Regions from separate parts of the Homo sapiens genome. Here region 1 is linked to region 2. A link is an interaction called in ENCODE POLR2A ChIA-PET data of the cell type or tissue named here. Cell type or tissue: CD4-positive, alpha-beta T cell. All regions are shown on one strand. Links, peaks and the distances in the headings refer to the core of each region. The heading gives the core; the rest is flanking DNA. Region 1 has its middle 11 kb from the start of C5orf67. Region 2 has its middle 81 kb from the start of C5orf67.

What was found. ChIA-PET counts read pairs that join two places held together with the same protein. Peaks named below come from ENCODE experiments on the same cell type or tissue, not always from the same donor. Only the 100,000 strongest peaks of a DNase experiment are listed, where the experiment ranks them.
Region 1: POLR2A ChIA-PET joins it to region 2 with 22 read pairs; 8 of 35 experiments call an interaction of 5 or more read pairs at or near these places.

The regions. Positions count from the first base shown.
Region 1 is chr5:56,615,081-56,619,474 of GRCh38, reverse strand. No RefSeq gene overlaps it. Among named protein-coding and RNA genes, the nearest start is that of C5orf67, 11 kb to the right of the region's middle. In CD4-positive, alpha-beta T cell, for the core only: no CTCF peak of the experiment used is centred there; no DNase peak of the experiment used is centred there; H3K27ac peaks cover 1,163 bases.
Region 2 is chr5:56,685,220-56,689,613 of GRCh38, reverse strand. No RefSeq gene overlaps it. Among named protein-coding and RNA genes, the nearest start is that of C5orf67, 81 kb to the right of the region's middle. RefSeq lists an enhancer at 2,857-3,006. In CD4-positive, alpha-beta T cell, for the core only: no CTCF peak of the experiment used is centred there; no DNase peak of the experiment used is centred there; H3K27ac peaks cover 2,419 bases.

The sequences.
Region 1 (4,394 bases), core at 80-4,079, 70 kb after region 2:
TTAAGACAATAATTATAAAGAGAACACATAGGAGCCAAAAAGAGGCAGCTTTTAAAAAAATAGGATGCAAAGCCCAGAAACAGACCCAAGCACATATAGAAATCCAACATGTAAAAGCAATGATAGCTCTTATTTTGATCACATTTACTAGGTACATTGCTGCTTGAACTTAAATTAACTCCTGATTTAAATGTAGAATGAAGCCATAAATATAAGACTCAGAATGCAGCTTAAATGTCACTTCCTACAGGAAGTTTTCTTTGACGTCCCTGGAAGTCCATAAATGCTCCTGCTGTGGGCTTCCAAGCAGCCTATATATTCCCCATTACTACAGATAACATTCTTCATAGCAGTTCTGTGTTCAAATCCACCCCATTCTAACCCCCTAGAAGACTATGAGCTCAATGAAGGTATGGTACTATTCTTGTTTTTGTGTTTTGAGACAGGATCTCTCCCTGTAGCCCAGGCTGGAGTGCAGTGGTGTGATCACAGCTTACTGTAGCCTCCAACTCCTGGGCTCCAGCAATCCTCATGCCTCAGTCTCTTAAGTAGCTAGGGCTACAGGTACATACCACCATGGCCGGCTAATTTTTTTTTTTCATTTTTGCAGAGACAGAGTCTCACTATTTAGCCCATGCTGGTCTCAAACTCCTGGGCCTCAAGCAATCCTCCTGCCTACGCCTCCTGAGTCGCTGGGATTACCCATACGAGGCATTACACCCAGCCCCTTATTTTATCTTATTCACTAGCAAAGTGGAGAGTGCCTGGCACAGAGTAGGTGTTCAATAAACATATGTTAAATTCACACATAAATAATCAGAGAAATGGATTTCAATTTGATATGGGGCAGGCCTATGAAAGCAAAAGCCATAGCAGCAAATAATTGAATAATTGACTACATCAGACACAAAAACACAATAATTCTATAACCAGAGAAAAGGCAAATGGCAAAATTGAGAAAATGTATGGTATTGAGATAGAAGAATAGGGAATTAGGGTAACCAGGGGTTAAGGCATAAGCAAGGGAACAGCAGGTGCAGCCAGTTCTAGGCAAGATTAGGCAGTAAACAGGCCACATATTCACTCCTGTGACAACAAGACAGAAGTCTCCACTTCAGCCTCGGACTGGTCGTAGGGCAATCCTTCATAGGGTGTAACCAATTGGAGGCCTGTAAAGGGCACCTACGGGTGTTACCAAGTTTTTTGTTTTAGCTTAATAAAAACCCTAAAGAACATTGCAATGGGGTGGGGGTGGCTCTTGAGCCGCTTGCTAGAGCCTGCTCACACTCTGTGGAGTGTACTTTTGCTTCAATAAATCTGTGCTTTTGTTACTTTTTTCTTTTGTTGCTTTGTTTGTGTGTTTTGTTCAACTCTGTTCAACAAGCCAAAAACCTGGACAACTTACAGTCAAGACCTTTCATTTGGTAACAGTATTAAAATGTTAGGCAAAGAGTTACTATCCCTCACTTACAAAAAGCTCTTATAAGTCAATAAGGAAAAAATGAGCAAAGTAATTTCATACCCACTTCATATATATGCACAAATTTATTATGTCTCGTGGTTCTGTGAATTAATGGGCCTCAGCTGGACAATTCTTGCTTGGCATCTTTCATGAAGTTGCAGGCAGGTGTTGGCTGGGGCTGCACAACCAATATGGCTGACTGGCATGGTCAGCAGCTCCTGATGGCCGATGGTTGACAGCCCAGATGAGGCTGTTGACCAGAGTGCCTATGTGTGGCTTCTCATGAGTTTTGAGCTTCTCACAGTGAGATGCTGGGTCCATCCTAACAGTGAGTATTCCAACAGATCCGGGGGAAACTGCACAGCCCTAGTAACTAGCCTCAAAAGTTATGCAGCCCCATTTCTGCCATATTTGTTGTCCAGCTAGGCGCCAAGGATAGCTCAGATTTCCAGATGGAATTAGATTCCCATCTTGATGGGGGAAGCAGCCCATGTGTCTAGGAAGTGCAGGCATTGATGGCAGCCATCTTTGGAAGCTATCTACCACACCCACATATCTGTTGCCTGCTTATTGAACTATCCTGGACAAAAGTGCTCAGATTTCTGTCCCAGGAAAGGTGCACATCTGTTCTACTGGATCTTGGTTTGAAACCACTTGGTGTTCAGTGGCCGTGTAATTTGTGCTCTGCTCTGCTCATGGTTTTATTATTTTTCTTTAAATCATAATTTCTTTTTCAAAACCAGCTTACTCCTAGAAATCTGTAGTGACTTTTTTTTCTTTTTTCAAATGACTAGCTTTGATATTCATCCTTAAGTTCATCTAGACAGTGAAGGTGGCTTTTGAAAAATGATGACCAGGTCTGCTTCCTCCCACCTTTTTGAATTGTCCCTTGCAGTTCTCAAGTTACAGGAAATTTTGTCATGTTTGCTTGCAGTGTGTGTGTGTGTGTGTGTGTGTGTTTGTGTGTGTGTGTGTTGGGGGAGTGTCACTTCACTAGGAAAGCTCTTTGAATTTGAAAGACAGTTTTGCATTTATTTGAAAGCTTTTATTTGTGAGCTTGAGTAGTCCAAAGTGTCCTTGTGTACAAGCCCCGCCTTTGCTAATTCCTATTATTATCTTGCTACAGAAGGTCATGCCAACTGCTTAATTACATGGAAAGTTATGAAACAGCTAGGGCACCAGAACATTGTTCAACTGTGGGCTCCTAAAGGAAAATAAACTCTTCTTACACTGAGAATGGCTGCCAATAACCAGGCAAGTTTGTCTGTTTGTGGCCACATGTATAGCTCGCTTGTATAAAGGCATTCTGTGCCTGGGCAAAAATCCTGGATTCACCTTTGCTAACAGCACCAGCATCTTAGTACAATAGAACCCTTTTAATTCAGAGAGAGATTATATCTGACTACTTCAAGTCAGACTTTTCCTTTCATTGAATGTAAACAATAAAACCTCTCTATGAAAGCTTTCCTGCTTCACTCAGAAATAGGCTAGTATGTTTCGTGGTATATCCCTAATCAACCGTTGGTGCGGTAAAAATGTTCATTTATTAGAGACGATTATGTAGTTTAGGTTCCTATAATCCACCTGCCCCTCAGTGATCTGCCTTCAGGAAAAAACAATCTGTGCAAAGAAAATTCATGTTCAGAGAAGTGAGGGCTTTTCATTTGGTTCAACCTGTCAGATTCTTGTTTTGGTCTAATTCTCACCTTGAAAACAAACAGCATCGCCTTTGCTTTGTCCGCCTTTATGCAAAGACCATGCTAATTCTAAGTAAACTCCTTGGAGAGTTAGGCATTGAAAGAGAAACAGAAACAGACCCCTTGAGAAAGAGTTTTTCTCCTGAAGAAGTATTTTTTACAAGGAATAACTGGGATAGCCACTAACTCTTGCTTCTACAGGAAACAGCTTGCCCTGCTGCAGAGGGTGGGGCGCTCTCTTATTTCTCTAAACACTTTTGGAGAAAAAAAAAAAATCAGGCTCCAGTGCCAAAAGACAACTTTAACCCTCAAATCCCAGAACCTAAGGTCAACCAAAGGTCACACATGCAGTGCTTAAAACAGAAGGTTGGCAAGCTCTCTCTCCAGGCAGTATCTGTCCCTGCTGAAATCGAGGCCATGGAAACAGGGCTTGTGCATTCTAAGTCCAAGGTACCTGTGATTTATGAAGTGGTGTTAGGCACTGGTCAGGACATAAAGTTAAATACTGAAAAAGGCTCCTGCTCCCACGGCTGCCCTTCCTTCTTGAAACCTAATTTAGACCATATCAAAGTTTTTATAAAGACATTCCTGATACCATTGTGCTGTAAATCCTGTCTGATCCAACCTTCAAATATTTATGTAAACTGAAATATGTCTGGAAAGAAGTCAAAACAAAACAAATATGCCACACCATCTCATTCCAGCAGGTCCTTCCTTCCTCATTTACATTCAAGCGTAAACCTCTCCAACTGGCTTCCAACTGTTAGGGCTGATTAATTAGTGATAATTGCAGAGACTATTTCTTTGAATGCCCTGATGGTCTTATGTCTTGCAACCAATTTAGCCTGGAGTTTTTAGCACGTGTGAAATGCGTTGGTAGCATTAAAAAAAAAATCATTACAGATAAGTGCAGTTGGTTTAGTCTTCCTGTGCCAGCTGTACCAATAATTAGTGCTTTTGAAATATCTACAGGTTGGTCCCAATGTATTCCTTAAGCTCCGCACTCAGCCTTTGCTTTTACTCTGTCATTAGAGTGGGCTGTTTCTTCTTGGGATCCTTATGGGTGAAGTGCTCTCAGTTTCAGATGCAGTTTGCTAATGATATTTTGCATCACTTGTAAGTTGTAGCAACATGAAGATCTCATGATCTATCTTTTAGTCCATGATATCATGTAATTAGAGAGAGTGGAAAATAGGAAAGAATTTAAAAGTGGCTGTGTACTCACATTACAGCTT
Region 2 (4,394 bases), core at 328-4,327:
GTGCCGGATGGAGAAACTTAAATGGCTGGAGAGCTAGACAGGAGGGAGGCCCCTGCCCAGAATGAGGATAGAAGCGTGGCACTGGACATGGAAAATACCAGGGGTTAGTTGAAAAAACAAAAAAAGAAATAATTCTTGAAGGACCATACTGGGAAGGACCTGTGGATTGAAAGGAAAGTGGCCTTTCAAAGTCCCGGTGAGTGATCATCAGCTTTGAACCTGTGCCAAGACAGTCAGGGTAATGGTTGCTTGGCTCTTTCTAACCTTTGTAGCTAAGGCCACGGCTGCCCAATTTGTCTAGGACTTGGGGGACAATCTTGTTTTTGCAAAGAAACTGGAACCCAAAGTTATAGTCCACAGTCATCATGGTGACCTGGGTTTTCAACTCCACTGCAGGGCCTGCTCCATCTTGTAACTGGCCTTTTGCCTTATTTCCTTTTGACTAAAACTCCATTTTGGGCCTTAGGAACTGCCCCTTTGTTTTACAGTTATATTTGATTGAGTACTGGCTACTGTGCTGGCACTCAACCTCACTATCTCATCTGTTCCTCATAATAACCCTATGAGTAAAGCAATTATTCCCAGTTGATAGATAAGAAAACTGAGGCTTACAGAGTTTTTGTTTTCTTGCTTGCCACAAATTATGGGTCAGAGCCAGGGTTTAATCCAGGCATTTTACCCCCAGAGCCCAGTGCTCTGGTCAGTGTCTTTCCCCCCTGCACCGGCTTCAACATTCAATCTCTGCCCTAATTCTTTGCAGCCCTGATTACACTGGGATGATCCTCCTGTATGTGCTGCTTTTAGTCCAGCCATTGAATACCTTCTACATTGTCTGCCTCCCTCATCTTTTGCTGATGATGCTCAGGGGTCTGCCTGCTCCCTGGGTCATGGTCATCTGACATGGACTGGTCCTGCTGCTTAGAGAGAACTCTGCTGGTAGTCCCTGAGCTCTCCTGCAGAGCTCCAACCATAGCAAGGTTCTCTCTGACTTAATCTGCAGTGAACTGGAGTTATGTGGGTGTACTCATGAGGACAGGCTGGAAGCAGTGTTCAGCCAGATAAGATGTGCACTCAGGGTGTGATGTTGGCTGGAGTGTAGGATCAGGCCTTCAGTGACCCCAAGTAGAAATGAGTCCTGTAGATTTTATTTCTAGATGAGCTGAGGAAGGACATTTTCCCCTTTAACGGTGAATTGGGGTCACTCCTTATGGGAATTTTTGGTATGCCTTGAAGGATTCTGCAGCAATTCATCTTGCACATGGCCTGCCCTTGGAGTGTGGGGCCTGGGGCTGTACACTGACATCCTGTTTTGGTTGGGCAGAGGTTCTTAGCCCTCGCCATTCATCACAATCACCTGAGTAGTTCCTAGGAACAGCTGAGCCCTGCGAGGCATCCTCAGAAGTGCAGCTTCAGATGGCCTGGAGTGATATCTAGACATCCATAGTTTTATAGAAATGTGCATAGAAAAGTGCAAAAATCAGGTGATTTTAATGCCCAGCCTGTGTTGCTAACCCCTCATGTGCTGGGTGGTTCTTGGGCAGGAACAGGAGCAAGGCAGGGTGACCTGATATTTTGCACTTTTTTATGAGATGCTTAGTTAGCTGTGGCCACAAAAGGAGACAGAGGAGAAGCTCAGCAAAACAAAGTTTATGCTCACAGGTCCTCGTGACAGGAGGCATGGTCGTGCCATGCAGGGGCACATGGAAAAACACCAGGGTGGTAGGAAGCAGAAGATAGGAACTGGGGGAAGATTTGGCCAGTGCCCCCAATAAATGGGGTTTTCATGAGAAAGGCAGGGCAGGGTAGACAGTTTAGGATTGGCTAGTTTGAATTATTTGGGGCAGCCTCTAAGATAGAGGGGTGGCCCCTAGTTGCCTGATACCTGGCCCTGGGTTAATTAAGGCAGAGGAATATTGCCTCCTTGGGTGCACAGGCAAGACTGGGTAGTTTTCTTATGAAAGGCTGGATTGGCTCATTTTCATATGAAAGGCTGAGCCCTTTGCCATCTCTAAGAATTGACTAGCCCCAAGAGAAACAGCCTCTTTCCAGCTAGAAAATAAAATAAAATTACACACACATGCGTGTGCACACACACACACAAAACCTGAGAAGAAAATAAATCGTTAATGTTGCTTTGCATTGTGAACCTTGAATATTGAGGAATGTAAATCTGATCAAAAAAAAGAAGGCTAGGCTCAGTGGCTCATGCCTATAATCCCAATACTTTGGGAGGCTAAGGCAGGAGGATTGCTTGAACCCAGAAGTTTGAGGCTGCAATGAGCTGTGATCCTGTCACTGCACCCCAGCCTGGATGACAGAGTGAGACCCTGGCTTAAAAAATAACAATAATAATAATACATAATAATTTTTTAAAAATTTAAAAATGAAAAAGAGCCAGGTAGATTCCTTAAAGTGTCCCAGAATGCTAGAGGAAGCTCACCATGTACTTGAAAGGTACCATGAGCCAGAGATTTAGAGAGGACACTGTAGCTGGGAGGCTGTTCTATGGGACTGGGAGTTGCTCAGCAGCAGCATGCATGAGGGAGCGTGCTTGGCTGGCAGGCTGCAAACTCTGAATTCTATGTGAATGTGGCCCCCAAGTTGCCCTGAAGCTTTGGACTGTTGTCTAATGAACTGCTCAAATGTGTTCAACTCTAGTAATCAGAGCTGCAAAGGCAGAAATGTGCTGGTGGGTGGGGGTGGGGGGGTGGGGAGAGAAATTTGGTAATTGGTTCCAGCCTGTGAAAGGCCAAGTAAAAGCGTGGATCATTATTTAAAGTGCAGTGGTCTTTGGATGATGGTTATGATGGTCCACATTTGATGCAAAAGAAAGCCAAATATATTTTAAACAGGATTCAAGAAATACAAAGTTAAGGATTTTCTTAGCAGAAAAGTAGAAAAGTGTGCATGCTGTTTACTTAGTTTTGCTCACATTTTTTTTTTTTTTAACTTTTTCAGTTCCTGTTTTTTAGCTTTTGTTTTTAAGCCTGTGGGCTCTCAGGGTCAAACTTAGGTTAATTGACGTGTTTTTTAAATCAAAGTTTTGAGATAAACCAAACTTTCATAGCTAGATAGTAAAGCCCTGATCACAAGGGTTTTAAAATCAAACAGGGGGTCTTTGCACACACGGAGCTCTGTGGCTTTGTGTCTGCATATGCATATGGCTACGTGTGAAGGCAGGAGTAAATGTTCCTTCAACTTGCTGAGCCTCCTCTGTAAATTGAGGGGTTTGGAACAGTGACCTGTAACTACAGAATATGGGCTAACAGTTGTTGGGCGCTTACTGTATGCCAGACACTAAATTCTTAACATGGATTATTTTATTTACTCCTCACCATGTTCCTAGATGTCCATACTATTATGATCACTGCCTCTGTTTAGAGATTAGGAACTGAGGTTTAGGGAGGTTAAGTAACTTTCTCAAGGTCACACAGCTAGTGAAGGCTGGAGCTGGGATTTTGATCCCAGACCCCATGATGATAATCACTCTGCTTACATGACCTCCCAAAATAACTTTGTCTCCACTTTGTTAAGATGAGTTCTCCAAGGCCAGCCCTCCACTGAGCCTATTTCCTCCTAGCCAAGTTGCGTTTTGTCATCTGTGCTGAGACATGAGTGGTTACACTGGGTCATGACTGTTAGGCCAACAGGTTAAGCTAATTCCAAATGTGGATAACTGAGTAAGAAGGACTTTAAGTTAGCTTTTCTTGATAACAGGAATGTAAGACTGTGAGCTGGAAGGAACACTACAGAATGAATCATTTTCATTAACAGCAACTTGCTGGTGCACCCATGTTCATAGCAGAGCTATTCACAATAGTCAAGAAGTAGAAGCCACACAAAGTGTATACGGATGGATGAATGAATAGACAAAATGTGGTATTTGCATGAGTAGAATACTATTCAGCCTTAAAAAGGAAGTTACTACATGGATGAACTTCAAGGACATTATGCTAAGTGAAACAAGCCAGTCACAGAAGGACAAATACTGTATGACTTCACTTCTATGAGATATCTAGAGTATGTGAAGTCATAAAAATAGAAGGTAGAAGGTGGCTGCCAAGGGCTGGGGAAGGGAGAAACAAGGAGTTGTTTAATGGATAGAAAATTTTAGTTTTGCAAGATGAAAAGGTTCTGGAGACTCATTGTACAACAGTGCAAATATACTTAACACTATTGAACTGAACAGTGAAAATGGCTAACATGATTAATTCTATGTATATTTCACCACAATTAAAACACAAACAAATAAAAGAATAAGTAACATTCTTGATCTGTGCACTGAAAATTGGTCTTAAGCCAAAATAACCTTACTGTCACATACCTTTAAAGAGATGCTTACAGTCTTTCTTTATGGGGGGAATTGTGAACATGAATTTAATGATTTGTCTTGA